Linked DNA regions of Homo sapiens: regions 1, 2, 3 and 5 are each linked to region 4. A link is a loop called in an ENCODE intact Hi-C map of the cell type or tissue named here. Cell type or tissue: heart left ventricle. All regions are shown on one strand. Each heading gives the region's core, and the rest is flanking DNA. Links, peaks and the distances in the headings are about the cores only. Region 1 has its middle 46 kb from the start of MIR3977. Region 2 holds the start of LOC124901019 (a long non-coding RNA gene). Region 3 has its middle 200 kb from the start of MIR3977. Region 4 has its middle 73 kb from the start of RPS23. Region 5 has its middle 42 kb from the start of VCAN.

Evidence for each region. Peaks named below come from ENCODE experiments on the same cell type or tissue, not always from the same donor. Only the 100,000 strongest peaks of a DNase experiment are listed, where the experiment ranks them.
Region 1: it touches region 4 in a loop (6-fold over the local background); 48 of 110 quality-filtered maps call a loop at or near these places.
Region 2: it touches region 4 in a loop (2.3-fold over the local background); 11 of 110 quality-filtered maps call a loop at or near these places.
Region 3: it touches region 4 in a loop (4-fold over the local background); 62 of 110 quality-filtered maps call a loop at or near these places.
Region 5: a loop joins it to region 4, with 2.9 times the contacts of the local background. A loop is called at or near these places in 33 of 110 quality-filtered maps.

Annotation. Positions count from the first base shown.
Region 1 is chr5:82,791,361-82,797,610 of GRCh38, reverse strand. No RefSeq gene overlaps it. Among named protein-coding and RNA genes, the nearest start is that of MIR3977, 46 kb to the left of the region's middle. In heart left ventricle, for the core only: CTCF peaks have their summits at 3,390 and 3,594 (motif pointing right); no DNase peak of the experiment used is centred there.
Region 2 is chr5:82,402,295-82,408,544 of GRCh38, reverse strand. It overlaps LOC124901019 (a long non-coding RNA gene), which reads left to right and starts at 1,175. Exons shown (of 3, transcript XR_007058845.1): 1 at 1,175-1,239; 2 at 2,162-2,296; 3 at 2,784-2,877. In heart left ventricle, for the core only: no CTCF peak of the experiment used is centred there; no DNase peak of the experiment used is centred there; H3K27ac peaks cover 610 bases.
Region 3 is chr5:82,638,505-82,644,754 of GRCh38, reverse strand. No RefSeq gene overlaps it. Among named protein-coding and RNA genes, the nearest start is that of MIR3977, 200 kb to the left of the region's middle. In heart left ventricle, for the core only: a CTCF peak has its summit at 3,204 (motif pointing left); no DNase peak of the experiment used is centred there.
Region 4 is chr5:82,348,272-82,354,521 of GRCh38, reverse strand. No RefSeq gene overlaps it. Among named protein-coding and RNA genes, the nearest start is that of RPS23, 73 kb to the right of the region's middle. RefSeq lists an enhancer at 1,029-2,228. In heart left ventricle, for the core only: a CTCF peak has its summit at 2,526 (motif pointing left); no DNase peak of the experiment used is centred there; H3K27ac peaks cover 1,507 bases.
Region 5 is chr5:83,426,852-83,433,101 of GRCh38, reverse strand. It overlaps the pseudogene FTH1P9. Among named protein-coding and RNA genes, the nearest start is that of VCAN, 42 kb to the left of the region's middle. RefSeq lists a silencer at 2,412-2,461 and an enhancer at 5,996-6,155. In heart left ventricle, for the core only: a CTCF peak has its summit at 2,515 (motif pointing right); a DNase peak (open chromatin) is centred at 2,501.

The DNA of each region.
Region 1 (6,250 bases), core at 1,221-5,220, 440 kb before region 4:
TCCAAATAAGATCCAAATTTTGATGTCTTGTCTCTTTTAATCTGCATGTCCCCCTTTTTCTATTTATTTATTACTTTTACATTCATTTTTTGAAGAAACAGGGATATTTGACATAAAGTTTCTCATAGTCTGAGTTTTGCTGATTATTTCCATCTCAATCCAATAGTGTCATGATAACAAAATATCTGAGACTGCATAATTTATAAACAATAGACATGTATTGCTCACAGTTCTGGAGGCTAGGAAGTCCAAGACCAAGGTGCCAGCATATTCAATGTCTGGTAAGAGCTGTTCTTTGCTTCCAAATGGCGCCATGAATGCTATGTCCTCTGGAGGGAAAAGGGAAAAGGGAGCCTAGCAAGTTCCCTCCAGCGTTTTTGTAAAGGTATTAATCCTATTGTAATGACAGAGCCTTCATGACTATCACTTCACAAAAGGTCCCACTTCTTAATACTGTTGCATTGGGGATTAAGTTTCAGCATGAATTTTGGAAGGACACACATGAAAGCCACAGTACTATCCTAGGGTATTATGTAAGAATTTCCAGTAATATTTCATACATGGCAGTATGTATTATATTAACTATGTTTTCTTAGTTTTGTATTTTTAATGCTCTAGCATTAGTGGCCTCTCTGAATGGGAAGAGACTGTCCCTCCAGGGCTAGCAAGACATAGTAAAAGACTTGCCTAGAAGCATGTCTTTCACATGTAAACTAACCAACCGGAGTCTGTACTCTGAGGCACCTCTTATCTGGCTCTTATCTCCAAGAGGCAGTTTTCCTCTGTCCTAAGCACTGAGGGCCAAGTACCAGACAACCAAAGACCACCACTATAGTCTAGCAACTGCCAACATTCTTCAAACAACCCGACCTAAACTGCTCTGCTTTGCCTTCCCCTTGGAAAACACAATAAAGGCTCTGGACCGTGCTGTCCCTGCACCCCTTCTGCTTACTGACCAAACCTGGCATTTCTCCATGTGGCCCTGAATGCTGTGATACACCCACTCCGCTTGTGCAATGTAAATAATAAAAATCTTTCAATGGCATTAGCTTCTCTATGTTGTCACCCAGTCACCTCTACAAATTAAAATCCCATGGGTACATAACACATGTACTTCTATTAGAAAGCATGTAATGTCTTTTCTTACTTTTGATGATGTTAGCAATCATTGCCTCCATTAATTTATTTCAATAAGGGTTGTAAAATGGTGATATTCTCATTCTGTCATTTTTCTTCATTTATTAGCAAGAAATCATTTATAAAGAGAAATTTTCATTACTTATTTGGTTCCCTTGGGTTATGGTTTTTATTGGAAAGTCAGAAAGAATATTTGATTCTTTATCTTTATTTATAAGCTACTAAAATGAGTTGGCTTTCTGGCATCCTTTAAAAGTGATGAACAAGGTTTGTCATGGTGGTAATTGTTGTGTAGACACATTGTTATCTCAAGAATCTATACATATATACCTCAATACCGTAATTTTTTTTTGGTTATTATTCTTATTGATGCTTATTTTTGGCCACTGGGAGCCTCTTTAAGTTGGCTCCTAAGTCCTTTTGTCATGACCCTGGTAGTTTGGAGAGCTTCCTTGCTCTTGAAAGTGACAAAATATTTCTGACAATTCTGTAAATTATGTTTCCAGATCTGGAATCAGCTCTTTCTCCAAGGAGCCTTTGTTCATTTTAGTAGGAAATGGTATTTAGAGACTAAGTGTAGTTACATTGTTGAATTAGGGGTACATACATGTAGATTTATGTTTGGTCTCTTTATTCTTGTCACAATACCTTACCATCTTAACTTCCATAGCTTAAAGTCCTGTAATTTTTAGGATAAGTCTTTTTACCTCTTCTTCTTGAAAATTCTCTTGAATAGATTTGACCCTTTTGGAATTACATATAAATTTAGAATCAGCTTATTAAGTTTCATGGAAAAAAATTCAAAAATTTTTAAGCATTTTACTGATGTTATAAATGAATGCTAGGATAATGATATCTTTGTATTATTGCATCTTCCTATTAATGAATATGGCATATTGTTCCTTATACTTAGATACTTTTTATATTTTTCAGAAACATTTTATAATTGATAGGAAGTTTTGCTCATTTTTTTATGTGTGACTGACAGTATTTGTGTCTGTTGTGGATCTTTTTTTCTATTTTATACATATATTATGTATATATTATAGAAAATATAATGTTATATATTATAAGTATTATATATACTATGTATTATAATATATAAATGTAATATATACCTACATTGTATATTTAATGTATATTTATATATTATATTATATAGTACATATATTTTCTGGGAATGTAAATTAGTAATAAAGTATATTATACTTTATTAAAATAAATGAGCTTCAGAGAAAGGGAAAATCTGGCAATCATCCTGAGAGTAAATGAATAAAAAGAGTAAGAGTAAAAACTGGTCAAATCGATATTTCTCAAAGTGACAAAGCAGAAAATAAGTTCCCTGTTATTTGACTGGCCAATTTGTGGGAAACAGTAGTGGTGAGTCAAATATGAGACACTGATGATGAATGAATGAAATCGGATGGCATAAGAAACATGGTTTGTCTTTAGATTCCCTACCTTTGATAGAGCTGAGATACAGAAAAATGTTTCTCTACTAGAAGAAAAAGAGAGAAACACATAGTGACAAATGCTAAAGAGGCCATTGAGAATGGTAGTCAGGGAGTCAAATGCTACTCAGCTACAACCATTATCATGCTGCAAGAAGGTGAGCCTACTGTAGCCTGGTCCTCTGAATTTTCAAAGCAAACCAGAAATTCGGATTTTGTGAATTCTCTTGGGTTGTAAGTTTTGGTGACAAATTCCAATATTTTAAGAACATTGACCGTATAAAACACATATATAGACTGTTTATGGTTTGAGGGCCGCTTTTCTATGATCCCTGGATTAGAGATTGTTAGGGCTCAGAAATCAGTAACTCCAAATGTGTTTTGACATGCTGAACTGCAGAAACCTCATGTAAGTGCCCTCCTCCACCCACCGTCTCTCCCAAAACCTTTATCTGCCTAAGATCCAGGCCCACCAAAAGGAACAATTGTTTTTTCTTCTCCCTGTAAAACCAAGAATGCAATGATGCCTGAACAGACCCTTTCACAAGATAATGGACAAGCTAATTTCTGTTCCCTGAGACATTCATTCTCCCTAGTAATCCCCTCAACAGAATTTCTCTTTGCCCCTCTCGGGTAACCTGTTCTGCCAAGGCAGTATCTAAGCTTCTGAACCATTTGGGATGGTGGGCATCCCTCAGTGATTCTCCCTATGTGCACATTAAATAAATATGTGTGCCTTTTCTCCAGTTAATCTGCCTTTTGTGAGTTGATTTTTCAGCAACTCCCCAGAGGGCAAAGGGGAAGTCTCTCTTGGCCCCCACAAGGCTTTCTAAATATAATAATTTTTAAAATTTAGTATTTGGATGGTTGGAATACTTTAGTCAATAGGGACAACAGAAGTAAAACCCCACTTTACTTTCCTTTGGCGGGTTTTTTTTGTTTGTTTATTTGTTTTTCAATCTACAAATTCCTCCTTCCCACCACACTAGCAATTCTGAGACACTCCAGTAGGGGGCACCTATCACGTCATTTGAGGATCTCTGCCACCACTAAAGATGGGATTGTGCTGCTTTCCTTAAGTTGTGTTGAGATAAGAAAAAGGTAGACTAGATAATCATATAAACACAGACTCTGAAGTCTGGAAGACGTCTTGGAAAGAATTAATTCCACCCAGGGCTATGTAGGTGAGGAAGCTAAGTCCCACAGAAATTGAGCGGCTTGTTCCAGGACACATCTTAAATTAGCGGTATCTGCTGCTTTTTAGGTTTCTTAATAATTTTCAAGTTTTGTGCTGCAGTGTACAGTTAGCCAAGCTAGTCATGGGATTGCATGAACATCCCAGGGAAATGCTAGTTTTTTTTTCATTATGCATAATTAGGGCTTAATTAAATTTAATTATTTATAATTATCCAAGTAGAGATTGAATATGCCATATTGTCTTTACTATGCTTGAGTAAAAATATAAAAGGCCTGCGAAGGCAGTAATTGAATAAGAATGCAGAGCCTTGTATGTGTAGTAATTACACTGTAGTTTCCTGCTAGTTTCCGACACTACTGATGGAGGTTTGCATAAAAGATCATTCCCTCCTCATGATAACTCTAGGTAGAATTATCCTTTTTTATACTATAGGCTTATTATAAAAATTGTTTACAAATATCTGGTTGTGTATGTGTACAAAACAGATGTTGAAGCTTTTAAACAATCAGTATGAAAAACAATAGTACGCAAACTTCTTTATTACCAAAAATAATTAAATGTCATCTAACTTATTGATAATTCCAGGTAAATAGCAATAGTACATGTTATAATTTCTTGGGTCCTACTATATTACTCCATTTTCATACTGCTATAAAGAACAGCCTGAGACTGGGTAATTTATAAAGAAAAGAGGTTTGACACACAGTTCAGCAAGACTGGGGATATCTTAGGAAACTTACAATCATGGCAGAACGCAAAGAGGAAGCAAGGCACCTTCTTCACAAGGCAGCAGGAAGGAGAAGTGCTGAGCAAAGGGGGAAGAGCCCCTTATAAAACCATCAGATCTTGTGAGAACTCACTCACTATCATGAGGACAGCATGGGGGAAACTGCCCTCACGATTCAATTATCTCCACCTGGTCTGTCCCTTGACATATGTGGATTATGGGGATTACAATTCAAGATGAGATTTGGGTGGGGACACAAAGCCTAACCATATCACCTACCATGTGTCAAGTGATGCTAAGCACTTTGCAAATTATGTTACTTGCACTTTTTAACATGCCTAACAGGTAGCTAGTATTCCTATCATAGTTTTGGTGATAAATTCAAATTTATAGATGAGGAACTGAGAATCAAGTGATTAAGTGACCTTGGATTTGACCTGAGGCCTCTGACTTCAGAGTCTGTTACATTAATATCTGCACTGTGTTGCCTACCTAAGTAGATGTTTCAGATGACATCAGCATCATCTAAAATTCTAACAAAAATCACTCATTATAGTCTTTTAGAGGATTAAAGAGAGTTTACCAAAACAGTTTGTTCTTCATTCCACATTTCCCTTGGAAGTTCTGAGACTTGATTTCCTCAATGCAACATCTAACTAGTGGCATTGCTCAAACTTTTGGCTTGTGTTTCTTTCTTAGCACATACTTCATAAAATGTAGTTTGAAGCAAGACCCCTTACAAAGAAAGTGAAAAGATCCAAGAAAGCAATGCTGTCAAAACGAATAAACATTGTAAGAGACTATTTGTGGGCACTAGTGAGGAAATTATCTGACAATATGTCATAAATTTAGATCCCAATTAAACACAGGATATACAATAGTTGCCTATAAAATGTGAACATGTTGTAGATACTTTAAAATCCCAAGTTTAATGCTTAATGAGAAAAAGCTGTTGTATGATGTCAAACAGAGTAATATTGCATTTTTGAGAAATCATATCTTTGACTTTCTCTATGAAAGTAAAATTAATCTGTGCATAATTAGGTATTGGGATGAAAATTGTTTCCTGTTTTCTCGGATAATACTTAGAACTTTAAGTAAAGGCAATTAGTTGTGGTTTACTCTCACAAGCAATAGAGTGGGCTAGACTGGGATTGAGCTGGGAAACTCTTCAACATACAGACTTCTTTAAACCTTGGCTGGTCGCTAGTATTTGTCCCCTTCCATCTTGAAGAGTATACACCAACTTTAGTGGCTTACATTTAAAAAAGATAGTGTCATAAGTTTTTCGCTCCCAGACTTTTCAGTTTTTGTTTGTTCTAAAATAAATTTATTTGCATGCTATAGGTAGTGGTATGCACTTTCTACTTTGCTACACTCTCACCATTCCATATTATATTAATTCTAGCTGCTTCACTCACTTATGCCTCTCTCGGTCATGAAGGCATTTGATTTGCAACCCTCTTTTATGGCCTAACACGTATAAAGAAATGCAATATTGGATTTTATTTGAGCATAGTGATTAAGACACACTGGGGACAAAAAGGAGGAGGTAATTCTTCATCGATTGGGGAAGACTTCAGGAAACGTTTCAATAAAGAAGTAGCCCTTGAATTGTCACTGTAATCACCTGATGGATTCTTCCTGTCCACTGCACAGACAAAACCAGTTCACTGAGACTGTGGTATTGCAGTAAAGAAAGTGTTTAATGGACGTGAAGCCAACCATGTGGAAGAT
Region 2 (6,250 bases), core at 1,220-5,219, 54 kb before region 4:
AAGGAAACTTTCTGGGGTGGTGGATATGCAGGTGTGGAATTCTTACCAAAATTCATTGAATTGGACAGTTAAGATCTGTGATTTCAATGGTATATAAATTTTACTTCCATAAGAATTACAAATGGTTGTTACACAAACTAGTTTCCAGTATTTCATGTATGCCCCATTCCATAATGTTCATCTGTGACTTGCCTGACTTGTCCACTGACTGCTGACGTGTCCCCTGCACACGGTGACACAACCTTTCCAGGGAGGTCAAGTGCACCAGTGAGCTTTTCTTGTTTGTCAGGCCTCACATAACGTGGCATGTCAGAAAGAGATTAAAGTCTACAAGACTCTCTTTAAGAGCCATTAGATCTGAGTGCTCTTAGCAAGAGCAAATGTGGTAAAGTGGAAAGAGCACAGGCCATGGAGCCACCCAGACTGGAATTTAAGTCCCAGCTCAACCATTTACCTGCTTTGAATAGGTGACTAGCTTTGAGCAGGTTATTTAATGCCTCAGAGCATTTTTCCTTTATTTGTAGAACTGATTATTGTTAGAACTAGAGATTATGTGAATAATGTATCTAGATTAAGGCCTTTTACATTGTAGGCCCTTAATAATATATAGCTAACACTGGCCAATCAGCTCCCTGACAGCAGAGGACCTTGACTGCTTAGCACATGGTATGGGTTCAATAAATATTCACAAATAAAATAACAGCCTGTGAAATTTCTATTTTTTTTTTTCAGTCCTATGAGAAAAACACCAAGGGGTATAACCAAGAAGAAGCAGGATAGGTAATAAATAGGAAGTATTTTTGCCAATATATTTTTCTATCTCGGCATACATCCAGTGTTTTATCTGAACCTGTGCTGTCAGATATGTTTCAGAATTCAGCATGTTTCTGATGTTGTAAATGTAATATGGTGCATATACCGTATATCTATAACCCACCTGGTAGACTGGGGCAGGCCCCACATCAAACACATTAATATTTCCATAGCAAAACTTATATTCACATTAAATGAAATCAAGACAAAAATATTCTCAACAGTTCAGGTTAGTTCTGCCATCAAATAAATTACTTTAAAAAACTGAAAAATAACCATTGTTTGATGTCAAAACTGTTGGGATTCCAGAATTGTTGGAGAATCTATACTAGCTAACATTCACGTAGCACCTTCAATGCACCGGGCACTCTGGCCTACACACTTTGTATATATTAACTCATTTACTCTTCATAACAACCCTGTGAGGTAGGTACTATTAGTATAATTTCCACTTTATAGGAAAGGGAATTGAGACACAGACAGGATAAGTAATTTGCCCAAAGTCACACACTTAACCTCCTAGTTGGTACCTTTAATCACTCTTCCCTACTGCCTCCATCTCCCCTTTTGTTGGTATCTGCAATGTTGGGCTTTGAGGAAGGATTTACCCTTACTCTCCACACTCGCCCCCACCCCCCAAAATTAAAAATAACTAAGAATTATCAGCACTGATCTTTCCATCCTTTCTGATGTTTCTTCTACTTGGAAAACTGAAGCTTGCTGAAAGAACTGACTTTAAAGATCTGGCATCCTTAGATTCAAAAAAGATTTCTCATTTGCCTGAGAATTAAACTAATTAAACTGCAAACAAGAGACCCAGGTGGGCTTGTGGAGGTGCGGGGGGAGGGTGGGAAATCACAGACTTTTCAAACAGATTACTAAGAGAAGGCCATGTTCAGAAAACGTTTAGCCAGAAGTGTGCCTTGAAGAAGAAAAGCCAGAAGCCTACAAAGCAGAATAACACTCTTTCAGCAACCACCAGGTCATTAAAACATACATTCAAATTTATGGGCAACCCAGCCACCTTATCAAAGGAAAACAATATAAAAGTTCACAGCTCCGAGGGGGAAACAGTGGAACCTACTCCAGAGGAGGGGAAAGCACGTGCATCAATCACGTCGCTGGCCCGGTGTTAACAACTTCTAAACAGTGAAGGTGAAAGAACATTTGTTCACCAAAAGGTCACTTTCTGAATTCAAGGGGGAAGGGTTAGGAGCACATGTTGGAAAGTTTGGCTCAGTGTGCATGTTATTTTACCCTCGGGCCCAGTTTGCTTACGAAACAAGGTTGGTGGTGGTGAGCAATTAGTCTGGCAGCTAATCAGTGTCATTGTGCTGAAACCTTTCAGGAAACCATCCCAACTTAAAGGAACAACGCTTCCACACGAGGTCTGCTTCTCACGGAAAATACCAAGCCCTAAGGAAACACCCTTGGGAATATTCACTTCCCCTCAGGCAGTCAGTATTTACCGAGAGTCTGTAAGGTACTTAACCCTGCGGTACGTGCCTGGGAGACCTTGTTAAAAGAAACCCAGTTTCCTCCCTACAAATGGTTTAAAATCTAATTGGGGAAATATAAAAACATAATCATGTCAGGGATGGAAAATATATATGAATGCAAGAGTTGGCAAAATGTTTTTCTTTCTCTGTTTTATATACAACTCAAATTACAATCTTCATTCCAACCTCGCTGAACTCTCAGAAAGTAACTGAATCCACTTAGGTCGAGTATTTCCAAACAGTAATGTTTGTCTAAAGCAATTTCTCTACTCCTCACATTACCTCAACACAGAATGGAGAACAATTCATATATATGGGGCAGAGCAAACAGAAACCCAGGTCTTGCTCAACAAGTGTTTGTGGAATTAAATTGAAATCCTGCCCGATTTTGCCCAACCTAGAGGGTTTTGTTCATGAATGTGACTGGGAGTGATTCACTAACCACCAGTGACTTGTGCTTATGTATTTCAGAGAGACATTCTCCTCAACACAACATACATTCCTTCCTGTGGGAAAGCTTTGGACTGCATGGCCAGAACTTCCTACGTAATCCTTTTATGTTCACAAAATGCTGATTTGCTACTGTTTAAATTAATATGTTCTTAGTATTGGCCTGCCCTTAAATATAAAAGCCACTCCAAAATTATCTGTTGTCTCGAACATGTTTTGAGATGGAGGGTGGGAAAGCAGTGAAACATGAAGAGAAACAAACTGGCTAAGAAATTAAACTCAAGTTGAGCAGAAGAGGAAGGGGCTGCCAGTCCCCACCGCCAACCCTGCCTGATACCACAGAGGGCAATTTCCACCTTTAGAAGGTCATTCTTAACAATTCAGGCTGACAGCAGTAAAGAAGGTTTTCTTCTCTTACTGTGAGGTGACTCACCCCCCCTTAATCGTTTTACATGCATAGCCAACCAAGTATGAATAGACTGATATGGAATACCAGCCTGTGAACTTCATATTCACACAATGTGGTAGGGCACTTATTCAGTACAAATAAGCAATTTAAAAATAGCAAATGTATATTTAGTCTTCATAAACTATAACCAAATTCTTATCACATCTAAGCTGGAGTCAGCCAAACATGAGCTGAAGTCAGCCAAACTTTTCAGGGGGTAGTAAAAATCGCCCAAGACAATATCCTATATCCAGTAAAAGAATGTAATTCCTCTCACCTCCCTGTTTATCCTTTTTAGAGTCCTCTTTACTTAGGTTCTTCCACTTTCCTAAATTAATGACTATTTGCTATGGTTTGGATGTTGATCCCCAATGTTGGAGGCAGGGCCTGATGAGAGGTGTTTGGGTCTTTAGGATGGATTCCTCATGAAGAAATTAATGCCCTCCTTGGGATTGGGGGCACCAAGTGAGTTCTCACTCTATTAGTATTCACAAGAGTTTCCTCAAGGACTGGTTGTTATAACGAGTCTAGCACCTTCCCTGTCTCTTGCCTCCACTCTCATCATGTGACTTCTGCACATGTTGGTTCCCCTTTGCCTTCCACCATGAGTGGAAGCTTCCTGAGGCCCTCATCAGAAACAGATGTTGGTGCCATGCTTCTTGTACAGCCTGCAGAACCATGAGTAAAATAAACCTCTTTTCTTTATAAATTGCCCAGCCTCAGGTATTTTTTACGCCAACACAAACAGACAAAGCACCATTATAATTCAACCCATTTTTTACAGGGAGCCTATTGTATGTCTGTTGGACGATGGAGATGCTACATGAACAAAAGAAAAGTGGCTGCTTCCTCTTGAAGCTTAAAGTCTTGGTGAAGACTTTAAACAGTCTTTAAACAGAGAGGTTCATGGTCTTTGAGACTTATTACAGCAACCAAAAATAACTGGCAGAGGTTCAAAACCCATCCCTTTAAGAAAAAGCAAGTTAAAGTTGATTATTTTTCCAATGAAAGGAAATATTCCATTCATCTGAGTATCAAAGTGGTTTCTAATAAACAAATAGCAATGGGTCACATCAAAGGTAGTATGCCAGAAGCAGTGCTCTGGCAACAACAGCAGACAACTAAATTGTCATCCATGTGAATGATATTAGAATAAAATACTTAAAATATGAATAACTGTATCTGAGAAGAGCTGCTAAATTGTGGCCTTGTAACACAAAACCTTTTAGAAATGAAAGAGCCCAAGACTATTCATTTAAGACCAATATATACTATTTTATATAATGTTCTAGCAAGTTTGCTTACCTAGCATTGCTTTCTAATGTTTTCACAGTATGGACAATAGAGATAATGATTATACTTATACTGCACCCTGGGATAAGCTGACAAGACTGCGAACAAAGGCAACCACCTGACAGCTCTGGCCACCCTGGTCCCTCCTAGGGCTTAGGGATTAGTATCGACTCCCACATGTAATTTACATGCTTCCCACAGTGCCTGTGCTGCCTGTTTCCTTTACTACAGCCAGAAAGTTAAGGGGAGATAGCTGTTTTCCTCATTCAACAACATCAACAAGTTGTTTTATTGTGTTAAAATATGTAAATACCCTGGTTCCACTGGCATCTAGTGGGTGGACACCAGTGATGCCGAACATCCTGACACGCACAGGGCAGCCCCCTCCTTTTTGTTATAACCTCTGGTTTAGATGCCTCCCTCTCCCTACAGGGATTTTTCCCAGCTTATCAGTATGCTTTTATTTTCATTTTAATTAACTCAAAGTGGGCTCAGTTTATTATAAGATCACAAACCAATTGAGGAAAAGGCTGCTACTAAAATATTTGCCTGAATACTCAATGAATGGATTCAGCATGACCCGGCATACTTCTTGTCACCTAAGTTGTCTGGTAGACTCTAGAAAACCCGAAGGAAGAAAGAATACGGAAGTAAGGAAGAAAAGAAAAGGAACAGAAAGATAAGGGCAGAGACTAAGTATGCAGCATAAGAGTAGGAGATTGAACTATTTTTAAAATAGGCCAGGGACAACTGTCTTCATTACAAGGAGGCTACAAACCATCCCAACATCACAGCTGTCTCACCAGTAATTCACTAGCATTCCTTCAGTTCCACAAAAATGCCTGTCTTCTTCCTTCCCATCTTGAGGCCTTGCACATGCTATTCACTCTGCATGGAATATTCTCACTCCTTTCTCACCTCCACCAGTGGTTCTTTTTCTGGGTGATTTTGTCCACTGGGGGACATTTAATGATGTCTGGAGATTTGTAAAGGGTGTCACAGCTGGAGGGAGTTGCTACTGACTGGCCTCTAGTTGGCAGAGACCAAGGATGCTGCTAAACATCACATAATGCACAGGAGAATCCCTCCACAACAAAGAATTATCTGGTTCAAAAGTCAGTCTTGTGGAGGTTAAGAAACACTGCCCTGCCCTCCTTGGCTTAAATGGCAATTACTCAGAAGTTTTCCGTGACTCCTCTGGGATGGGTTCTCATCACAGCCTGGGCTTTTCTTTAGTGTATGTGTCACAAATGTAATGAAAACCCATCATTTGTTGTTATATCCGTGTTCGGTGCTACACTGGGATCCCCAGGAGGACCAAGCTCATACCCGTCTTGCTTGTCTCTGTATATTCAGGGCTTAGCACAGGGCATCACATTTGTTAGATGACAGGAAAGACTTTAGGGATCCCCAGTGGAGAACAGCCTTCAAAACAATTCAAAAGCCACGCACTGGCCCACTCTCAACACTTATGCTCATACCTCGTTTTTCATTTAAAATGGTCCGTTCCAGCATGACTTCACTAGATTGCCCTCCAAATGCCTTTGGCTGTTTTCAAGATCAAATCTCACCCCAAAAAACAATGAGTTGCCACATTAAGAGCATTCGAGAGAATGGGAGGCAGGCCTGTAAACAATATATCAAGCATTAGAGAGCACAACTTCCCAAGATGACCGCTTCAAGAGGGACAATACTCATTTGGCTGTACAAGTTTTAAGATACTTGTTTAGATGTCAGTTGTATACTT
Region 3 (6,250 bases), core at 1,009-5,008, 290 kb before region 4:
AGTGAAGTGCCTGTTTTTATTCTTTACTGTTGCTAGGATTCATTTTGCTTGGCCAGGTCAACATTTTGGACATCTTTATTTCACTTAACTCATATTTATCCATTTTTATCAGCTCCTAATGCACAGCAACATTGATTAAACCAATTTCATAATTCCTCTGAGATGTAGTTAGAGTAAGTTTGCATCATTTGTACATTTAAAATATGCAAATTTAATAATACATGCACAAATGAGGGAAAATAGGCTATAAAAGGACATGAGAGAGAGAAAGAGGAAAGAATAAAGCAAATGTGGTTAAAATGTTAACACTGGGAATTTTGTGCTGTCCTTGCAACTTTTCAGTAAGTCTCAAATTGTGTCACAATAAATAATTAAAAGAAAGAATTACCTTGCAACTCAGCCTGCCATTCTACTAAATGAATATAGGCCATGGAATAAGAGAAGATGGGAAATGAGATCTTCAGTTAGCCACAGTTAATGTGTCCCTTATAATGTGAGCATCATGCCATGCTCAGTATGACTCTACTGTTTCAAAATATGTATTTGTGGTATAAAACTGTATTTAAAAAATCTTGCCCAGGTGCGGTGGCTCATGCCTGTAATCCCCGCACTTTGGGAGGCTGAGGCGGATGGATCACTAGAGGTCAGGAGTTCAAGGCCAGCCTGGTCAACATGGTGAAACCCCATCTCTACTAAAAATACAAAAATTAGCCGGGTGTGGTGGCGCGCATCTGTAATCCCAGCTACTCAAAAGGCTGAGGCAGGAGAATCGCTTGAACCCAGGAGGCGGAGGTTGCAGTGAGCCAAGATCGCACCACTGTACTCCAGCCTGGGCAACAAAGGGAGACTCCATCTCAAAAAAAAAAAAAAAATCTTGCATATGCGTCTTTATTACATGCTATACATTATATAATTGTTAAACACAGTTATAGAGCCCTGTACACTTTAGTTCAATGGTGATTTAAGGTTTTCAAGGGTGATTTTGGTTGTATGTGATTTTTGCCTTACATGGTAAATTTAGATCTTGTCCCTAAGTAAGATGTGACTCCAGTGAACTCTCACAGGATGAAGAAATAATTTACATGAATTAGTGAGTTAACATTATTGTCTTGATGGCTAGTCTATAGTCATAATATCAAGAGCGTAAATAAATCTGTCCAAGTCAGCTTTCCTTCCCTTTCTCCTTTCTGGGCTCTTTGTCCCTTTTTATCACTCTGCTATCAGAGTGGCTAAAGTGCCCTGATGTCCCTGGTCACCAAATGAAAACATCCAATAACCTTAATGTGCTATATGTCTCAGGTTGTTTTATTTGGGGGCGAGGCAATGCTGTCTGGAAAAAGTAACAAACAAAAGGAAATCTCTGACAAATCTGAATCATTAACGGGGCTGACAAATCTGAATCATTAACGGGGAAGAAGTCTTTGAGCAGGGAGCATTCTGGAGTTCTGTGATTATTAATTATACTGACATACTTATTCCATTTATTTCTTGCCCACTTTAACCCCTGCCACCACTGACTTCAAGTTGCATTTATTTTAATGTGCCAAGCCTACTACAGGTGCACTATGTATATTTTAACACAGGACAAATTTGGCAAGGGAAATTTTTACATTGTATGTCAGAATATTCATCTTTTGGAGATTTGGCAGTTGCTGTAGCTATCGTTGCTTAGACTTTGAAATAAATGTAAAATGTAGTCAAAAGAGCCTAGGACTAAGAGTTGAAAGAAGTAATACAAATTGCTTGTTACTCAAGTTGCAAAATCTTTCTATGCTTCATTTTCATAAAAGACATGAAGACCATTCAGTGTCTTAATAATTACTTATGCATAATAACCCCTTGTGATAACGTTAATGAAAATTTGCCCTACCTAGCTTGTAGTGAGGACAAAGAGATAATGTTTATGAAAGTGATTTATAATCTGTAAGCACAAAGTAAACACAAACAAGATATTAACTGTGATGGCTAATTTAATGTGTCAACTTGACTAGGCCATTACGTGCCCAGATAATTGGTCAAACACTGTTCTGGTTGTGTCTGTGGGATGCTTCTGTATGAAACTAACATTTGAATTGGTAGACTGAGTAAAGTAGATTGCCCTACCCAATATGGGTGGGCCTCACCCAATCCTTTGAGTAAGGGAGAATTTGCATGCTCTCTCTGCCTAACTGTCTTTGAACTAGGATACGGATCTTCTATTGCGTTTAAACTAATTCAGACTGGAACTTGCACCACCAGTTCTCCTGGTTCTCAGGCCTCTGAACTCAGACTGGAATTATACCATTGACTCTCTGGGTCTCCAGCTTGCTGACTACTACTATCTTGGGACTTCTCAGTCTCCATAATCACATCAGCCAATTCTTTAAAATGAATGAATAAATAAATAAATATACTATTGGTTTTATCGCTGAAGAATCTTGATTAATACACTAGCTATGAAAAATATTTATTTCTTACACCCGTGAGTTGGATAATTTAAAAGAATGACTAGTGGGCAGTTGTGTCAATCAACCAGTTTCATGACAACATCTATGCCCAATGACAATCCTGAAAATTCCATACCCCTCTCCTCCACCACATCCTAAAATCACTAAAAGGACTAAAGATTCCAAGGTGGTATAGGACAATCCCAGCTAGAGCAATGCTGAATTTATTTCCAGGATAACCCATTTCCACACAGCTTGTCCTCTTGACCCTTAGACTGCTTCACAGTCACACAAAAGAAAAGAAAATGAGATTTCATAGTTTTAAAAATGAGAAATTACAAAGCACCATACTAAGCAAAAATTGCCATTATGGATCTAATTTATCTCACTGTGACAATGTCTTATAGATTTCATGTTCCTCTGGAGAAGGTTTCTGTGTGTTCCTGGTCATTATCACACTCTCACAGTGATGCTTGTCTTTGCAATAACATAGCTGTAATAATCGTACACCCTCCACTATTTTCACAGGCTTTTTGTTTTGTTTTCCTTAAACCTTCTCTAAATTAAGTATTTAAGATATTAAATGCCCTCAGTACAAAGTTAAATAAGGAGAAACCATCTGAGGCACAATCCTCATCAACGATAATGAAACAGTGTCACAGTTTTATTCACTTGTAGGATTCTATTTCTGTAATGCTTCATGTCAGACACAATGGATTAGACTCTCATTGGAAGGGAATAAAAAGGTCTAGGTTAGTCTGCCCTCTAGTGTAGCTCACTGGTTCCTAAAATAAACTGGTGAAACGTGTCCTGGAAGCTGATTGTGCAATTCTGTCAGAATGGCAAGTTGCCATCATTGCCAGCACCAGATTTTCACATCTCCCTCCTCTATGGGAGCTGCAGACTTTTCTAGCATCTAATGTTAGCTATATGACCTAATGAAAAGAAATTCATATGAAACACACCCTCCCGAACCTATGCTTGATTGAAGTCAGTGTTACATGGCAATCCTTGACCATGGTTTTTGTCAATTGTTCCTATTTCAGGAGAACACGGATACAAATTAATAAAAGGGCATGTTTTTGATTCAGAAATAAGGGTTTTAGAAAGAACTTCTGAAATAGAGCGATTTAGTCTAAGAACTGTTACTGGCATGGGCTAATCTCTTTGAGACAGTCTGGTCTATTCATATAGTAAAGCACCCTCCTCCTTGGCTGGCCCTTCTGATGGAGAGTTTGCTGCAGCATGGATCTGATGTTGGACTCCAGGGGCATTGTGAGCAAGGAAGAAACATCTCTGCATTCCCTGTTTTACACCTTCCCTTGAATTCTGATTTACAGTTAAAAACTAACGTGCCTTGGGGGATAGTTTTTGATAACTCTGCAGTTTATATTCAACTTCATAAACACCTTTTGTGTTTTATAAGAGTCTAAATTTTGCAAGTGATATGTTTGTGTAGGTCTGAAAGCATTCCTGTTAGAGATCAGTTCCAAAGCATTTCAGACAAATAAATACAATGTAAAATTATCTTCTTAAAATTTATTTTCAAGGCCCTGTGATATGTTTACCTGGAAAACTCAAATGTTTCACTTGATCCCAATCTGATCTATATTTCCCTGCTGGTTTCCACGCCCCCTTGGTCCATGCCCCAAAGCAATTTGGCTAAGTGATGATAGTCTTTTGTTTCTAGGCACCTCCTAACCACTACCAATTTCAGAAAATATCAGGTCCTGACCTTTACAAAAAAAAAAAAAAAGTTTTTGTAATTATAGATTATGTGCAAATTATATATATTTATATGCAAATACACACATAATAAGTCTGCAAAACATAAAAATGTCCTCTATTTAAATTTCTGTTGTTAAAGCAGCGGTTCAGTAGGGCTCAGTGTGATGACCCATGGAGCACACCAGCCCCCAAGAGCACCATCACAGACTTACCTGATTGATTGTTGGCATAAGGCCGTCCTTAAACCATCAAGTTGCGTTTCTTCACAGTTGAAGTATAAATACAACTTTGATCTATTTTCTAATTGTCCTTTCCTGACAGCAATATAACCACAACACATACACAGGCTTTTAGGCTCTAACAATACTCATTAAGCGAGTGAAAAGGAATTTAAAGGGAGAGGCAATATGAAGGAGCAGACAGCACTAGGAGTCAACAGACCTAGATGCTAATTGTGGGCCTGTTTCCAGCTAAGCTGTTAACTTGAGCAAGTCACTTTACTATTCTGGAGACATCTTTTCCTCATCTGTGATGGGGTGGGCTAGACCTAGATTAAATCAGAAGTATCTGAACTTTCATCTGCAGACTTCCTGTTCTAATCATATGGCCTTTATGGCCACATCTGTGTTTCAGTGTCTTTGAGACTCAAAATATAACAGATCTCAGACAGATTTGCCAATCCAGGGACAGTGTTACTCAAATACCATGTTCTCACTGACTCTAGTTCCCAGTCTAATCCACATCCGTGGCATGTTTGCCATTTACTGCACTGATTTTCCAGCTTGTTTTCTTTGCTCAAGTCTCTGAAAGACATTATGAGCTTAATCATTGTCATAAAGAGAAAATGAAAGATTGCAGGCTTTCTGATTAGCATTTAGCATATTTTTTTCATAGAATTTCAAGAGCACATAAAACTCACTTGTTTCCTATCAGCATTTCCCCTTGCCCCTTTAGTTTGCTGACATGTGATTTTCAAGTCAGTTTTGGAAATCTGAAACCTGTTAGAGATTGCAGATGCCAAGATCTGCATGACTGCTGTAGTTTTGGCAAGGTCTGCTCTTTAAAGACAACAAAGGCAATAAATAGAAATCTTGCTTTCCTCTGACTCTATTCTTTTTCAAAAGAAAAAATGTCTTTGTGAATGCATGGCGTTTAACAAGATTTCTAGACCTTCTTGCTTTAGACCTTTTTTGTTCTTAGTTTTTATTCAATGTAGCATTTGGGCTTTTCATCTTGCAAACCATAAGCTTATTTCTGTTATCAGCTTCCACTAAGAGCACAGTCTTGTCTGTGTTCTCTTTAATGTCTGTGATTCTCTTTAATAAAACTAATCATCTAAGTGCCAATGGTTGGAAGCAATAAAAATATGTTTCTGCCAATATGAACAATTATTTGACTAATTTGAACCCTAACCCTGGCCAAGTCCCTTCATCTTCATGTCACTTAAGTCAGCTTGTAAAGAGGCAAAAAAAAAAAAAAACTGCAAAAGAGATACAGCTAAATAAGCATGTAGATGAAAAGAAGGAGACATCTGACTTAGGGCTTGGGAAAATGGAGGCATTTGAGGCCTTCAAGATTGGGTATAATTGTAATGGAGAGAAATGGGAGAGACAGAAGTGGGGCAGGAATATTAAAAGCAAATGTGTAAAGATGAGAAGGAGAAAGACATGTTGAAGAACAGCCAGAGGTTCAGTTTCGTTACAGACTTACTGTGTGGTAACATTACATACTGAGAGACGGAGTAGGAAAGGTGGTTTGTAGTTAGATTGCAGAGGATGAATGAATGGTCTGTACTTCACCAGAGAACAATGGAGAGTCAGTGGAAGTTTAAAGTATAGAAGTAACTCCAAAACATCCAGAGCAATTAGGCAGATGTGTTTAAGGAAGATTATAAGGGGAAGAAAGGATAACATCCAGCCAGTTAGAAAAAGTATTGCAATGGGATAAGGGAAAGGTAATAAGGCAGAGAGAGTGAAAATTTAAAAATAGAAATATGGGACTAGAGCCACTCCTAAGATGCATGGGGTCACAGGCAGTTTTTTTTTTTTTTTTTTTTTTTTTGCAAGGCCCTTCTCTATGTAAACTACCGATCTTTA
Region 4 (6,250 bases), core at 981-4,980:
AATTCTTGGTGGGTAAGTTTCCTACTTATAGTCTTCATATACGTTCAATTTTTTTTTTTTTTTTTGAGACAGTCTCTCGCTCTGTCACCAGACTGGAGTGCAGTGGCACGATCTCAGCTCACTGCAACCTCCAACTCCCTGGTTCAAGAATCTCTTGAACCAGGCACGCACCACCATGCCCAGCTAATTTTTGTATTTTTAGTAGAGACGGGGTTTCACCATGTTGTCCAGAAGGGTCTCGATCTCTTGACCTCATGATCCACCCGACTCAGCCTCCCAAAGTGCTGGGATTACAGGCGTGAGCCACCGCGCCCGGCCACGTTCAGTTATTTATTAATAGATGGGTCTACAGCAAGCTATATAACAGACATCCAAACATGTCTGTCATGTTGACTTCCCAGTTGTAAGAACATGTTCCCTGTTGTTTCACTTTGTGGTTTGGAGGTTTGAAAAAAAAAAAAGTTTCCAAAAAGAATATCAGAGTAAAGAAAATGCAGAAGGGTAGATAAATGTAATTTAAGAAAGTACAAGCATGATTCTCCAAGGAAAAAGGAGGATCTGGCATCAATTGAAGTCTATGCCCACCTAAAAGTAAAAAGCCAAATGGAGTTGTTCATTATAAATACATGTGTCTTTTTGCATAATGAAGAAATGAAATTTGCTCTCTCCACTCTCTCCATTGAGAGAACTGAATACAAATGCTATTTTGGGTCAGAGATAAAACAAACCCACAGCCCATTGCAGGAAGCCATCCTCAGCAGAAGAGATGGCCTCCTGAGAATACTGGACCCAGGAAGTTGGTGAGCTTTCGCGCCACCTCTCTGCTCAAAAGACAGTTTATTCTCTCCCCCTTGGTAGATACGCACTTCTAAATCTCAGCCACTCACCTAATTTTCTGTCTTGTAAGCAAGGCTTCAAAAGAAGGCTAGGTTACTGAGAGATGTGCACAATCCTTGAAAATTGCAGAAAGAAAGAACATATGCACTTTATAACATTCTCTTCAGTAGGGAATGTTCTGTGTTCCAGTAGTACCAACTTCAGGAGCTCCAGGATATCCACTGTGAAAACACAGGCAACCCTACTGGCCACTGGTCTTCCTTTGACCAGATAAGAGGTCACTCCTTTGGAATGGGTTATACCAGTAGGCTCTAGCCACATTGCCTTACATATACTCTACCCTTCAACCCTGTGGTAAGCACCTTTTAAAAGAGCTAAAAGCAATTAAAAAATATACCAAAGGCATCAAGGTGAATTATCAGACTACTGTCCCCTGATGAAAAATAATAACAACAACAGATGATGGCTTTCAAACAAGCTGAGAAAATGGACTTTATTTTTCTAGAAGTATTTCTTTATTTTTTTCCTAGTCCCAATGCACTTCGTACTTCTCTATTTATCATGCACTTCGTACTTCTCTATTTATCATGCACTTCGTAACTGCCTCAACATATCTGGCCCTTCTATCAACTGACGAACTTCTTGAGAACCCTGCCCTATTCTTCCTATTCATCCTCATATTTATAGAGCCTTCAGTGTAAGAGGAAATTAATAGACTCTCAATAAATGTTTGATGGACAGATAAATGTAGGAAAAATTAATGTACATCAGAGTGCAACAGGAACTAATATCCAAAATCCTTGAGATAAAAATGAAAGACCATCAAAGTAAAAATTTCCGATAGCTAATCATCCAAACATTAAAAGAGGACTTCATTGTTCTCCAGATGTCATCAGTGATTCATTACAAATAATTACATGCGTGTTCTAAATAATGGAATGTTGAAATGTACACTTGTCATCACCGGCACTATCAAACATGTTGGACACGCCCAAAATAGCTACAGTCCATATGACCAGGAAGAGAGTCACATCAAGGACTCCAGAGGTGATAATATCAGTGTCCCAGTAAAGTCTGGAAGTCATCGTCTTGAACAGGAAGCCTTAAGGAAGTTGAGGGCAGTTTGTTCACTTGACCCCAGAGTTGGGTTACACACCCACAGCACTTACTGAGGGGCAGGAAGTTGGAAGAGGACCTGGGGTCAGACCTCTGCAATGGTGTGAAGTAGATGAAGTTTGTCTTCACCTCCTCTTTCATTGCCCTCCTCATCTCCCCACCAACCCTGATCTGTCATCCTTCGTAATCACAATGGCAAAGGCCCAACGGAGTCACTCATACTATCGTATAAATAACTCATTATGATTGTATAAATTAGGCTTCCACAGCATTTGCCTTTTTAGTAGAAGCAGTGCTGTTATTCTGTGTAATAGCAGAATTTCTACCATCAAAATAGCAAGGGACATATTTGAGGGATGATGGTCAGTGCCAGCTTGAAGTTGAGTAGGCAGCTACCCACTGAAGCAGCTATATGCATTTTTTAATTTTTAGAAATTTAAGATTCAGGCCTTGGATCTCTTGTGACTATGTGACTGACTATTCATGTTGGAAAAATAAACATTTCCACCTCCTAGAGTGGCTGATAGCAAGAGGGTATGAGGCTTCAGATGTTGATCCGTGATTCTCTAGAGACCTCTAGTGGTCAGAAGAGGAACTCACATTTGTTATGAACAGAAAGATGAGGGAATGCTGACCGGTGAAAAATGAAGGCCTACAATCTGGTGATTGCCATTAAAGAAACATTTGGAACTTTCAGTAATGGAAGGTTTGAGTCATTTACTTTTCCATCTACTTTTTCTCTCTCTCCTTTCTCTTCTGTATCCATGCTACAATCTCATTTGCCTTAATGCCTTGGAAGGCACTTGTCCTTACTGTCCTTATTATCCATTTTCATTGCTTTATCTGGGTCGTCCACACAAAGAAACCAACTTGCCCTTCACAGGATCCATATTTCCCTCATGCAATCCATGGGCTCCTACATCTTCCTTCACCCTTGGCAGCTCTTGGTCTTGTTACTCATACCTACATGTGCTCCCAGATAAGTACAGGAATAGGCTTATCTTCACCCTTATTCTGCCAGGAGAGTGTTTCTTATTCTGCCATTGAGATGGACTGTCCCAAGGGATTAAATTTTAAGAGGTGGATTACAGTTACTGCTGGTTTGTTGGTTCGCTGTGAAGCTCAGGAAACAGAAACAGCCAAGTTTCCAAGATATATATTTAACAGGAGAAGAGTCAAAAAAAAGATTTAAAATGCCAAACTTTACAGGAAATTCAGAGACAACCCTTCCCAACAAATAAAAATCATCCCCACAGATTTGTGGTAGAAGCAATATAAGTAACTATGTTAGCCTGAAGCCTTTATAGGTAGACTTTTCAGCTGCTCTCTTTTGTTTACCTATCCCAATTTTTATTATACAACTACTAAAATTATATAGATATATACATCATATATTAAGATATATACTCACCAACGTGTAAAAGAAGGGCATTCTTCTAAAATTAGATTGCAGCTCTTCCTGGCTTTGAAGTAATCACACCCCAGTAATAGAAAGAGGTAGAACATATCAACAGGAATGGGGTGTGGGCTGCCAGTTCATCATCTGTCAATCTTACCTGAGATCCTGCTTTGCCTTAAGATTCAATTCCAAGACCATGAATAGATGTTTATGATTTTTTTTAATGCCCACTGCGGATGAAGCCTTTCTTCCTTTTTCTGAGAGGTCTGAATTTGAGAGACAGCGTGGGTCAGGCCAATGATAGAAGCAACAGACCCCAAAGGACCTCCTCAATCTGGACCCACACTTAGACAGTGTCTTCTCAGTTACAGGAGCATAGGACTTCCTATAACCCTATCAAATTAATGATTGGTCCAAAAAATCAACAGAAACATAGTTATAAATGGCTAATTAATAGGGAGTTGTGTCCTAGTAGTTTATGGCCTCGGAGAGCTTTTTAAGCAAAGGGTTAAGTGGGGGGGAAAAGGAGCAGGAAACCAACCTTACTTTGGTTGGCTCCCTTAGCTCACCTCAACTTGGAAAGAGCAGAGCCGAGTGAACAACATTTGACAATATTTCTGTGGCATTATCAAAATCCAGGGCCATAATCTTGATATAAAAGCAAGCTAGTTTCTCTGACACGAGTATTTGGTTATAACAGGGTGAGGTTCATTATTAAAAACCACCCATTTGTTAATCACTAAAATATTCATTGAATGCCTAATATATGAAGGCTATCACACTGAGTTTGCAAAAAATTTTGGTTTTATACTGCTTCCATTTTCCAAAACCATAAGAATGTGTTTATGTGTAGAAAATAAAAATTTAATGGTATTTGAAGAGCTGATACCATAATCCCTCTTAGGAAAGAAACCTTTCTTTGGCTACAGTGCTGTGGGAGAAAGTGAGCCCCTGAAGGTCTGAGGGTCGTAAGAACAAAATAGTAAGGCAAGGGCTGTGCTGTTCTCCCACTTCTCCACGGGAGGACATGAGAGGCCTCCGGTGTTGCTCCAGGGTGAAGGAGGAGAAGGAGAGAGATGAAGAGCCAAACAAGTGAGGCAGCGTGAGGATGGGAAGTATGTACGGCCAGGAAGTCAAGGAAGAATCCAAAAGTGGTGAGCTGACTGACTTTTAAGGAAAAAAGGTGGTCAAAAATAAGGATTGCTTTAAAAACAAGAACTGAAGAGTCAGCAAGGCTCGGATCTCTGCAGCAAAGCCTCCCCTAACTCTCCACCATCCACCCAGTGCCCCTCTCAGTCCAGAGAGTGGCGCCACCTACAGGGTTGTTCCCAGAGACCATTGCTTCTGACTCATTGCTCCAAACCCTTTCAGGCCCTGCCAACCCAGCCCATGCCAATTGCTCAAGTCTTTAGAAATGCATAAAAGAAATAAGCAATTTGGTAAATTAGTAAATTCTTCTAATTCAGCAAATTGGTCACTCGACAATTGTCAAATTGGTTTTTGGGAAATTGGACAGCTTGTCCTAGAGCTGGGAGAGTATAATCATCTCGGGGCTCTGGCAAGTCGACCCGCCATTCCACTCAGGTCAGCGCTTTATGCTCACTCCTTCCATTCTCCTTCTTTCCCTCAGTAAATGTCAAAGCGCCTGAAATTCAAGAGCCAGCACTCATTCTCTGAGAGAGGGTTAACAGTTTAGACTCAGGCCTGCAGAGATCATCTCTGACAAAAAGCTCATATCTACAGGTCTTCTTTAAACAAAAAGTTAAAAGAAAATGACTAACCAGGGCTACCCATAAGAAGAAATACTCGGTAATGAGACAGGCTACTATCAACCCAAGAAGATTATGTCAGAAGTAGGGTAGAATCCAGTGGTTGGAATTCATAACACTTTGAGATTATAAGTGTGTCCCAGGGCACAGCTGCAAAGTGGAGTGCATGTGGGTCAGTGGAGGGCCCTCCAGCTCCACCTCTGGTGCTGTGTCCACCAGCTGGGGAGGGAAGAATCAAGCCCATGTACAGCTCCTTTTCTCCCCTAGAATCCTCTCATTGCATCATTCAGCATTTCAGCCTTAGATGCCATGAAGGGGACAGTGCTCAGACCCTCTGCCCTTCAGAGAGACCATCCCGTACTCTGTTGCTGAATGGGAGACCACACGGCTCCTCTGGGCGACTCTTCCAGAACAGTCTGGGACTGAGCTCCACCACAGATCCTGGGTGTGGCTGGTTCACAGGCTTGGACTGCCCAGAGCACAGCTGGCCAGGAAAAACAGGGCAGAAGGAATGTTGGTGGCAGGGAGGAAGCAGAGAACAGCATCTGCTCTTCTTACCTCATTTAGGCCCCTTATTACTATCTCTCTCCTTCACCAAGAATATAGAGAAAGGTAACAGACACTGAAGAGAGGTTTTACTGCAACAAACAGGAAAACTTCAAATGGGACCATTATAATCACACAAAAATCCACAGAGCACATGACACCGCCTTTGGCAGCCCCCACACTGGACCTACCAACATTCTGCATCCTGACAGCCAGAGACACGTCTGCAGAAATGTGCACCAATAGCAGCATTCAAGTCCCATGCTGGGAAAGAGGACATAGGTAAGTGTGTATCTCCCCCATCAATTCACCCACAAGTCCTAAGGTCCTGCCTAAAACCAAGCCACAGAGAGGGCTCTCAGACTGTTTCCATCCAGGTGGGAGGCAGAGGGATGACCAATGTACCCAATATCACACCTGGAGTCCCCCTGCTTGGGGCCATCTGAGCAGCAGAAACAGTAACCTTAAGGCTGGCCTCTGCAGACAGACTGGGAGCTTACATAGAAGGAGGGCCAGCAATTCTATTCTCAGGCTTAACAAGTACCTGGGTGTGGTGGCTCATGCCTGTAATCCCAGCACTTTG
Region 5 (6,250 bases), core at 925-4,924, 1.1 Mb before region 4:
TCTTGGACTTTCAGCCTCCAGATTTGTGAGAAATACATTTCTTGCTTTCAAAATTACCTAATTACTTAGTCTGTGGTATTTTGTTACAGCAGCAGGGACAGACTAAGATACCATGTGTATTAGTATCCTGTGGCTGCCATAACAAATTACTACAAACTTGGTAGTTTAAACAACAGAATGTATTCTCTCATGGGTATGAACTAGAGGCCTGAAATCAAGGTGTTTGTAGGGCTGCTCCCCTTCCAAAAGCTCTAAGAGAAGTTCTTCCAGCTTCAGGTGGCTCCAAGGGCTTCTTGGTTTGTGGCTGCATAATTTGAATCTCTGCTTCTGTTTTCACATGGCCTTCTCTGTGTCTTGTCTTCTTTTCTGTCTCTTATAAGGATACATCATAGGATTTAGGTCCATCTAGGTAATCTAGGATGGTCTCATCTTAAGATCCTTAATTAGATCTGCAAAGATACTTTTTTTCCAAATAAGGGCATATTCCCAGGTTCTGGGCATTAACACATGGGCATATTTTTTTGAAGGGGTGGGCATCATTCAACCAACTACACCATGATTCTTTATTTGACTTCTTGATATGTCTGTTAGAAACATTTATGCAATGCAGGTGTACTATTTATACCGTACTTATGATTAATTCTATACAAGGTTTAGCGTCAAGTCCCTGGTCAGCAACACATCTGCCATTATATCTATAGGAAAATTCAATTTGACTTATGATATGCCTGCTTATCTGTTTCCCATGAATGTTTATATGTTCATCTTGCCATTCAAATTTTACTGTAATCTCTCAGAATCCAAGAACTGTGCCTTATCTTTATTTCCATTTTCTACTCAACACCTAAGACAACTAATACATATGAATAGACATTTATTTATTGGCACATTGACTTTGAAATTCATGTTTGCCTATGATCTCTGTAGGAACTCTGAGTATGAAATGTATTGGAGGAACAGGAGCAGCTTTTGACTGACAGTATATATTCCTTCAGTGGGAGTGGGTAGAAGCATAAATAAGGCTAACTATAGGGTTGTAATTTCTCCATGTTTCCTCTGAGTTTTTTTTTCTTTTTGGCTGTTTGAATTGAGCTATATGCCCTCTTCTAGAAGGTACAAGCAAGAAGAGCAAGTCTATAAAACTTGTTCGTGAGCAGAAGGACAAGACTATTACTTAGAAATCTTGGCATAATCCTTTGAGTGGTTTCATTAGGAATGAGGCTCTACAGAATTGCCACTGGGAAATGTGTTTCTGGAACTCAGGGAGATTGTATTAATACCTTAGGACTGTTTCTGAAAGAGTTTATTTATTTATTTATTTATTTATTTATTTATGGAAAGAAAGAAGAAAGGAAGGTGGGGCCGGGGAGACAACTTTAATTTGAATATATATTAGGATTAATAAAAGAATTATTTTTAGGTTCAGAAAACTTCCATATTTTTTGAGATACAGTAAGAGATGTCAGAGAAAGAGAAACAAAAGTCTGTAAAGAAGTGAAGAAATTTTACACTAGGTTGATGGTTGTAGGAAATATAAATTAAAATGCCCTGAGCTGGCTAGAGGTACTTAGCAAAAAAAAAAACTAATGAAAAGAAAAAAAAGGTTTTTTAGGAAAGGCTGGAGACATACAGAGCCTCAGTGATGCAATTACAATATGAAGAGCTGGCTGCCATGGGACTGCTGGAAGGAATCATTAGCTCTGGTTAAATGAGTAAGTTTCTGCTGCAAAAATGATAAAGTACCTTAGAGGCATCAGGAGCTGGGCTAGAGGTTTGTAGCAATCCTCTTGATGTTTCATCAATTAACGAAGACCACCTTTTTCTAAGTTTCTTTGAAACTCAACAGGCAGAACTGATGGATATTTTTCTGCTAGGTAGAGAAAAAAATAACTAGTATAATCCTGTCCTTCTGTTCATTTTAAGTAGCCGTCGCTTAAATTTCCTTAAGCTCAGTGAAAACATTATCCAGGCAAAGATTCCACTTCACACTGAAGTAAATTTACTTGTCCAAAGCGCTAGATTAGTTGTCTATAATGGTTTCTCTTTAAAACAAGAAAAATTGTAAAATACTGGTCCTTTGGTGAGGAACTGGACAAAAGCTTGGGCGCTATAGTCTCTTCTGCTTATGAGACATGTGAACTCTACTATCCTTTTTCTGTCTGTCTAGCCAAGGCGTCTCCGAATGCTCAAGGATTGTTTTCAAACCAAATTGATAAGAAACTAAAAAGACTCAGTCTGAGTATGCTGGACTTTTATCTTTTTTCCTTAAAATGCCAACTACGCTGGCAATGTAAAGCAAATAGGTAAAAATTAAATCAAACATGGTTCAAATAAACACATTTTCTCTTACCAAGATAAGTATTCCTATAATTTTTAGAAAGCCAAAGAAATGACAAGGTTGAGATAGGAGTGTCAGGTGGAGGAAGGAGAAAATGAGTAGAAGCCATCAGCCACAGAGAACAAAGCGCCCTCTTGTTCCGGTGGGGAACGCACTGCCTAGGAATGTATCCACTAGGTGGCGTTTCATCTCCAGGACAGGCCAGGATTTGTCCTGTCGTTCAAAAACCAATCTGCTAAGCGTTTTGGTGGTCTTGAGAAAGGTAAATACATTTGTTTTAAAATTGTTTTTGTCTGAAAATCACAGTTTTGAATAGTGGTGAAGACAATCAAGATTTCCCATTTAGTGTGAAAATTGGGTGCCATCATTTTGGAAGATTTCATACTCAAGTATTCTGAGGATCTAGCAGGATTAAAGCATTTGGGAGCTGTACGGTCCTCTTAGAGATCACCTTACCGGTCATCCCTGTTTTGCAGATTAAAATACTGAGAGCCAGGCTTATCTTATCACTTGCCTAAGATTGTAGTATTGGGTGATGATAGAACAAGGATCAATTTCCTACAGGCAGACCAGACTCAGTGTCACCTGAGTCATCCTGATCCACGTTAAAACCTTTCATTGATAAATGTGTAATATATGCACAGTGAGTTCTAGGCACAAAGCTGCTTGCTGGGAATGCGGAAATAGAACCTGTCTAGAATCAACCCTCCAAGTATAATTGGAGAAAAAAAAAAAAGCTAACAGGCAATAACAAAACAGATAGTGCATTAAATAATGACCATGATGATGTCTGCCTGGTACCCAGGGCAGAATGTATCCTGTAAGGAGGCAGAGGCAGCCTCTGAGAAAGGTGAGATAAGGCTGAATGAATGTTTGGGAGAGGAGATGAGTTCACAAATTTTGCTTCCAGAAGGGAATATTTGCCTATTTTCTCAGCCAGGCTTTTCAGATCACAAAGCAAAGCCCCCGGGTGGGTCTCAGAGCGTAGCAATGTAATATCATCATGAAGCAAGGCATGGCTAGAGCTGCGCTGAGTCAGATGCTGACGATATTCATGATCTCTAGCTCGTATCTGGAAATGTTGTACTCAAACGAAATAGAAATATTGGCTTATTGTAGGTTTTAATTTACCAAGACTGTTCCAATAAGTCTGGTACATGCTACTTATATGGAATACTAATTTTTGAAGATATGACTTACAATGTTCTTTTTATTCTTCAAAACCGTTATGAGCTATTTTCATGAACAACTCAATATGTCATGAACCTTGGGAAGGGCTTGTGGGTTGCTGACATTATTCTATTTCTTCATCCATGTTATAGTTCCACAGTATTTTGTTTTATGATAATTTATTGTCTATGTTTTATACTTCTTTCATGCGTATTATGTTTCAGAGTCTTTTAAAGAGTTTTAAAAATGTTATGGCCTGTGTTTTTGAATTTGCAAGGCTCTCCTAGAAACACAGTAGGCTGGGCATGATGCCTCACACTTGTAATCCCAGTATTTTGGGAGGCCGAAGTGGGAGGACTGCTTGAGCCCAGGAGTTCGAGACTAGCCTGGGCAACATAGTAGGAACCTGTCTGCAAAAGCTACAAAAATTAGCCTGGCGTGGTGGCTCACATCTGTGGTCTCAGCTACTGAAGAGGCTGAGGTGGGAGGATCGCTTGAGCCCATGAGGTGGACGCTGTAGCGAGCAGTGATTGCACAACTGCACTTCCATGTGAGTGACAGAGAGAGACCCTGTCTCCAAAAAACAAGAAAGAAAAGAAAAAGGAAAAGAAAAGAAACATAGTGAAGTGCTAGCAAACTCAATAGTGGTATTCCATGAGATCCACTGACAATGAGAAACCAGTTTTCAACTATAGAATAGTAACATTTTATAGTAGCACTTTAAAAATAAAATGTTTTAGCATATATTTACACTGCCTTTTTAGTGACTTATAAGAATGTTATAAATATCTTTTTGCCTTTCCTAGACTTCTGATACCCAGAGAAGGGGATTTTGGCCTAGTTACATCATGTAAAGTAAGAAAATGAGAATTTCAAAATTGACTTGTTTTCATGTTTAAATTCTATCTTTTGAGCTTTCATTTTTTAGTCTTAGACTATCTGTCAGGAAGAATGTGTACTTGTCACACATCTGTGTGTGTGCCGTTCATTCACCTCAGAACATTTAGTTGACTTCTCTAACAGCATTTGTCCTTCTGTTAACTTACTCCAGGTGTGTTAGTGACAGGACATAGACTCAGGGGCTCCAGACCCATGTTCACTAAAACAGACCTGAGTTTTTAATTCTTTTCTGAATGTTCTGCTACTTTGAACTGGTCTCTGTGTCTCCTTTTGTTAGACTGTGTATGCATATCTCTGCTATACAATACTAAAAACAATTCATGTGAGTCTTATGCTGCCAAGGTTAGATCCAATCAAAATTTGTGGTTTCTGTTTCAAACTGACCTTGAACCTCAGTGTTTGGGCTTGTTTTAATCTTGGCAATGTTTTACTTCCTATTTCTAAGAATGAACTATTATTTGGCTCAAAAGCTTATTCTCATCTAATATCCTTAGAAAGCAAGATTATCATTATGCGAATGAATTTGGAAGATTAAACATTCATGATAACCAAATTAACCCTGGAAAAATCAAATAAGAAAAGCAAAGAAGCTGTATTCAATAAAAATCATTTGTATTGGGCCAGGCACGGTGGCTCACGCCAGTAATGCCAGCACTTTGGGAGGCCAAGGCAGGCAGATCACGAGGTCAGGAGTTCGAGAACAGCCTGGCCAACATGGTGAAACCCCATCTCTACTGAAAACACAAAAATTAGCTGGGTGTGGTGGCAGGCGCCTGTAATCCCAGCTACTTGGAAGGCTGAGGCAGGAGAATTGTTTGAACCTGGGAGGCAGAGGTTGCAATGAGCCAAGATAGCACCATTGTACTCCAGTCTGGGCAACAGGGTGAGACTCCGCCTCAAAAAAAAAAAAAAATTGTATTTTAGAAAGTCTAAAACATTAACACATAACTAATAATTTTATATGTATTTAAAATACTGAAGAGAAAACCTAGCCCTAAAACTGACATCTCAAGTATTTTACTGTCATGAAATTCTTTTATTGAGTTAAAAGAAAAAACTCAAGCTGAAAGTCAAAATACGTAGATCAAATATTCCTCTATCAATAACCAACTACTATGTAAAAGTTGCTAACCTCTGCTACTAATTTGTTTAACTTTATTTATTTATTTATTTGAGACAGAGTCTCGCTTCATTGCCCAGGCTGGAGTGCAATGGTGCCATCTCGGCTTACTGCAACCCCCGCCTTACAGGTTCAAGTGATTCTCCTGCCTCAGCCTTTGAAGTAGCTGGGATTACAGGCATGCGCCACCACACCTGACTAATTTTGTATTTTTAGTAGAGATGGGGTTTTACCATGTTGGTCAGGCTGGTCTCAAACTCCTGACCTCAGGTGATCCGCCCACCTCAGCCTCCCAAAGTGCTGGGATTATAGGCGTGAGACACCATGCCCGGCCTGTTTAACATTTTTAATAGATAAGTTAGTATCTTTTATTTTTGGTACCAAATTACTCATTGAATGGAACAGTGCAAATGTAGGAAGAAAGCAGAGGTGGATATTTTGGTAAGCCCCTGCAGAAAGTATGAAGATCACACAGATATGAAAGTACTTCATTATTCAACATGGGAAGCTATTCTCATGGCTATGGGGAAACCACCCTGAGGCTTCACTCTCATTGTCACCATCTCCCAGGTGTGCTTGTCAAAGAAACTCCAATGCCAGATTGCAGAACCCCTCTCTTGCACAAGTTTACTACATGAGTATCTATTTTAAAAATGTATTTTACCTGCTTATTTAGGTAATGTGTCTCAAGGAAGTCAAAAATATGGGAGTCAGTTTTGTCA